Linked DNA regions of Mus musculus: region 2 is linked to region 1. Evidence: chromatin contacts called from ENCODE Hi-C or POLR2A ChIA-PET data. All regions are on one chromosome and are shown on one strand. The core of a region is the stretch at or near the end of the contact, and the rest is flanking DNA. Distances in the headings are between cores, read along the strand shown.

The links. A loop is a pair of places that touch in the nucleus more often than their neighbours do. ChIA-PET counts read pairs that join two places held with the same protein, here RNA polymerase II (POLR2A).
Region 2: a map of heart shows a loop between it and region 1 (2.8-fold over the local background). The contact joins the enhancer-like site here to the promoter of Lncpint in region 1. A Hi-C loop is called at or near these places in 1 of 37 maps with a recorded cell type or tissue (heart). POLR2A ChIA-PET finds 5 or more read pairs at or near these places in 1 of 5 experiments (embryonic stem cell).

The regions. Positions count from the first base shown.
Region 1 is chr6:31,217,212-31,219,911 of GRCm38, forward strand. It overlaps Lncpint (long non-protein coding RNA, Trp53 induced transcript), which reads right to left and starts at 1,263. Exons shown (of 4, transcript NR_110471.1): 1 at 863-1,263.
Region 2 is chr6:31,641,278-31,643,977 of GRCm38, forward strand. No RefSeq gene overlaps it. Among named protein-coding and RNA genes, the nearest start is that of Gm13846, 8.4 kb to the right of the region's middle. Within about 2 kb of position 1,319, at least 1 of the 3 ENCODE cell types and tissues checked has a DNase peak (open chromatin) inside an H3K27ac peak, as active enhancers do; it is heart, where a contact is called at or near this core.

The sequences.
Region 1 (2,700 bases), core at 13-2,512:
GGGGGCAACCTGTGGTGGGGGGGAGTGAGGCAACACGATTAGGTAGTGATAGAGAGGGGGGACATACAACCCCCCATCTCCAGAGCAAGAGGACGCATCCTGCTTCCCTCCGCCAAAATAATAGCCGAAGTCAAAGCTCCGGCTTCCCAGGGGCTGCCTCTCCCCCCACCTTCCCCCTAGAACCAAAACGTCGCGTCCCTCCCAACCGCTCGCCCCCAGCCCTTACTTCTTGTTGACGGCCGAGGTGGGGGGGCGTGGGAGCCATGCATGAGTTGCCTCTAGGTTCGGGATGTTGGTCTCCTCTGAGTGAAGAGGTGGGATCTCGAAATGGAAACAGTCCTCCCTCCCCCCCCCCAACCCCCCCCCGCCGGTCCCTCCCCTCCTCCTCCTCCTCTTCGTCTGTTTACCTCAAGTTTGAATTTTATCTGCGCAACATTAGCTGGAATGCGGACATTGAAAAAAAAAAAAAAAACCACTCGCTCTCAACCCGGCAGCAGCTCCGGAGGAGCCATGTGGCATCAAGCCACCGCAAAGGGGAAAAAAAAGTGCTCTTAGCAACACAAACATGGCGAAATAGCTCCGACATGCCCGTTTCACGCAGCAACCCTACCTTCCTTCGCTCACCCGCCGAGCATCCTGGCCCGCTGCCTCAGGCCCCTTGTGGGGGACCGTAAGGGGGCCCCGGGGACTGCGAGGGTGGACGTCAAGAGAGTCCACCGGGAAAATAGCACAGATGACGCGCCAACCCATCTGCCTCACCGAGAGTGCGGGGACGCTTTTTCCACCCCCAAGGTGGGAGTTGAGCACCAAATCCTGTCCCCAAGTCCTGCTGGACCCGTTTTCCCCACCCTAAAGAACTTACCTTGAGGCTGAACACTACACCGCTTTGCTCTCTTTTCTGGTTCCTTCCTCTGGAGTGAGGAGGAAAATGATGCGCACGTAGATTCCGAGAGCGTATTCTTCTAGAATTTTCCCATGATGGTTGGTGGGGAGCGATGGGGACTCTGAGACAGGTGCGGGGCTGCCGGCTAAAAGTTGCTCAGCGCACCACGGTGGGCGACAGGGTCCCCGGAGCGGGCGGAGGACCCCCACTCTCTGTCCCTGGCGTCGCCCACTTGTCACGCCAGGCTGCTGCGTGCGCTCGGCTGCAGAGGAGGTGGCGTAGTTTCTCTTTCTCCCACCTCTTCTCACTTGTTTTGTAGCCGTGGGCTCCCCTAATGCTTTCCTCTCCACAATGTTGTTTCATTATATCATGTCCATCATGTGACACCGGAGAGGCCTCTCTATGGAAACTTAAAGGGGCTCCCACGTGACTGCAGCAGCAACAACAGCAGCAGGACCGCCGGCGGCGGCGGCGGCAGCATTTGTACCACCACCCACCAGGAGCCCCTCGAAGCATCCCGAAGGGGCTTGTGGCGCTGCGAAAGCCCAGATAAGGGAGCCACTGCATCCGGGAGCTATGGCGTCGGTGCGTGCGTGGAGCCAGTGCTCATTACACAGCAAGCGGAACAGGAGCGTCCTTAAATCCTTTCCTGCAGTCACCAAGCCCACGCTCTGTTAAAATGACATTTCGTGGTTCCTACTTTATTTTCCCCCAAGAGCTGTGAGTTCCCTATCAGGCCTGATTAAATTTTACAAAGTCAAAAAGAAAAGCCAGATTTGCCCTCTCAGTGAGCTCACTCGCAGATCGTTGGTAGAACAGAAATGCCCAGAAAATAACAACCAGAACCGGGCATTTGGTCCATAATTACCATCACTACCAGTTTCGGAGCTTTCTGGAATTACATTCCTCCGGTAACTGTTGATGATGCTCTCAAGAGGCAAAATGCAAGGCAGTTTTTCTCTTCCGCGGCTATATTAGGGCTTTGTTGCTGACAACAGTAAAAACTTGTTTGTGTCAGGAAGTGAGGTATGAAGCCATGACCTGTAAGGTACAGACAAAACCAAAGTGGCAGTTTGGGCACTACTTTTCTGACCACATTCTTCCAAATGGTGACAAGATGACTGCCATAAAATGCGTGCTTGGTTGGAAATAAGATGATCAGGGAAACATGCTTATCCCTTAATCATACTGTGCATGCTACACACTAGAAATTATATATACATATATATGCGTGTGTGTGGACAGAGCGCAAACGTGCATTTTCCTGATATTCCAAACCACCAATTCTGTCCCCACTGCTAGCATTTAACTTAAGTATTAGCGTTTAAAGGCTTATTCGTGTCTAGTGATGTATGGAAACTAAGTTTGAAGTCCTTAGTCTTAATGACTTGCAATGTATGTGTGTGCAAGGTGTGTGGGGGGGGGGGTCTACTTCGAATCGCAATTCTCTGTCTCTACATTTTTATGTACCATGGAAAAACATCCTATAAGTAAAATCTATGATTAAATTGCTATTTTTCTGTTGGTTCACACTTTTCCGTCTTTATAAGGAAAACGGGGTTGGCAGAATTGTGGAAAAAGGATAAGAAAACACTAACTCAGTAACTGAGGAGTGGGATGGGAGAGGACCAACATTCCGGCCTGGCCTTGATTATCCGTCTCTCTCCATCACTTATGAATGCATTAGGTCTCCCTCTAATTCTAACACCCATCCTTATGGCCTTCTAACCTCAAGTCTAATTCTTTCATCCTTTTAACCCTCTTTTGCCTGGACCGCCCAGCTCAGGCTCTTTGCTTATGTACCCAGCTCAGGCCTT
Region 2 (2,700 bases), core at 69-2,568, 420 kb after region 1:
ATGATACCACCCTCAGCCTAATTTTTTTTTTTTAAAGATTCTCTCTGTGTAGCCCTGTATAGCCTGGAACTTGCTATCTAGACCAATCTGACCTCAAGTTCACAGAGATCTACCTACTTCTGCCCCTGCCTCCTGCAAAAGGTTCTTTAAAACTATTTTTTTAATGTGTAACATAAAAAAACAATTTTTTAAATGTGTATGAGTGTTTTGCCTGCATGCATGTCCATGCCAGACATGCAAGCAGTACCCATGAAGGCCAGAAAAGGGCATTGTATCCCCTGGGACTGGACTTACAGATTGTTATGAATTGCCATGTGGGTGCTAGGAATTGAACCCAAGTCCTCCGGAAAAGCAGCCAATGCTCTTAACCACTGAGTCATCTCTCTCTCCAGTCCCTGCAATTAGTTCTTGAAGATGTGGAAACATCTTATTCTTTTTACATTTATATCTATGCAGTGGGCATGGATGCAGCGTATCTGTGGTGTGATACTTTCCTGAGGAGGGAGAAAGCAAGAAAGTCAGCTGTCTATACAGACTCTTTAGGAGGGCAGTCATGAAGAACCCAGAACTGAGATCTGTGGTGTGGATCCTTTCACGCAGTCAGATGGGCTGGGATGGATGGATGGATGGATGGATGGATGGATGAATCTCAAGCCTCCTTGTTTCTGAGCTTTAAGGTCCTCTCCTGTCTACCTCAGCCTGGGTAAACAGAGCCTTGTTATTCTAGGCACAGGAGGTATTTAAAAACTCGAAGCTGCATGGGGAGCAACTCAGGGTAAAAGGACTAGGTCTAGGCTGGGAAGTCCCTGAACTCTCAGTGATTCTCAACTTTCCTAATGCTGCCATCCTTTAATACAGCTCTTCATGTTGTGATGATCCCCTCCCCCGAAACGATTAAATTATTTTTCATTGCTACTTCATAACTGTCATGAATAATAAGGTAAATATTTTCAGGGATAGTTGTCAAAAGGGACACGACCCACAGGTTGACAGGTTCTCCCCATACTATGGCAACAAGACTAGGATATCAGAGGATAAAAGCCAACCTTCAGGCCTGAAGTGCCACTGCCCATTCTTGGGGAGTCCCTGCAGCACCTGTGTATCTTGATGGCTACACAGAGATAGGAGAGTCTCAGGCCTAAGGGAAGGGCCGACTCTGAAACAGCAAGTCTTGCGTTGGGTGGGTGGCACCAAGTGGGAGTTGGCAGCTGCGGGCCACCTGCTGGGTACCAACCTGTTTCCAGGGACACCAGGGTCCCTACGAGGGGAATCACGTGTGTCAGGCCCACCCTGCAGGCATCCTGATAGGAGAAGCCAGGACAGACCCGAGGTGGGTGGGACAGGCCAACACAGGAAATGCCTGCTGGGCCTAAAAATAGTGTGGGAGGGGACAGGAAACAGAAACTTTGGGCCAACATGGAAATGCTTTCTGAGCTGATCAGGAAATGAGGACTGGGGCGGTAGGGATCGCCACCACCCAGCTGCACTGCAGCCCCGCCCCCAACCCCTCTGCCTGGCTGAGTCTGTGCCTGGCTGGGGGTAGGGAAGGTTGCTTCCCAACGTCCTCTCCCTTTGTTTCGAAGCAGAGCCGTGTGCTGCAGAGCTGTAACCGCACGTAGATGTCATGCTGTACTTGGATGGCAGCCTGCTCTTCCCAGAACTGAGGTGGTGCCTGGGAAAGTGGGCCCAGCAGGGTGGTTCAGTGGGTAAAGGCACTTGGCGCCAAGCCCCATGGTCTGACTTCAATCGCTGGGACTCAACATGGTGGAGAGCCGACTCTTGCCAGTTGTCCTTTGACCTCCACACAACCCTGTTTTCCTCCCCCACATAAATAAATGTAATAAAAAATTTAAAGCTGGGGAAATAAACTCTGCAAGCAAGAAACTCAAGGGTCTTTGGGAAGGAAGAAATTGAAGGGTATTCAAAACTTCTCACAGTGAGGTCCTCTTGCCTGTGCAGTGAAGGCTTTGGGGTCCCCAGCCTAGACTGAACCCTAACCCAATCAGTTTAGACTCTGGAGTGGGATCAAACAACTGTGTGGAGGTCAGAGGATAATGTGGGGGAGGTTGGTTCTCCTGCTATGTGGGTAGATCCTGGGGACCAAACTCAGGTCATCAGGATTGGTGGCAAGCACATTTACCCACTTAACTATCTTGCCAGCCTCCAACTTTTTTAAAAATTAAATTAATTTTTTTATGTATATGAGCTTTTTTTGTCTGCATGTATGCATATATGACATGTGTGGGCCTGGTATCTGTAGAGAGCAAAGGGCACTGGGTCCCCTGGAGATGGAGTTAAAACTAGTTGTGAGGGGCTGGTGAAATGGGTCTGCTGTTAAGAGCAGTGGTTGCTCTTCCAGAGGTCCAGTGTTCAATTCCCAGCAATTGCATGGTGGCTCACAACCATCTACAGTGGTATCTGATGTCCTCTTCTGGCCTGCAGGTGTATGTGCAGCAGAACACTCATACACTAAATAAATACAATAAAAAACAAATAGAAAAGAAAAATAGCCGTGAGCCATGTATGAGTGCTAGAATCTGAACCTAGGTCCTCTGTAAGAGTAGTAATTGTTCCTGACTACCGAGCTGTGGGAGCCGCCCTCACATTCGCCATTACAAGATGGCGCTGACATCCTGTGTTCTAAGTGGTAAACAAATAATCTGCGCATGTGCCAAGGGTAGTTCTCCACCCCATGTGCTC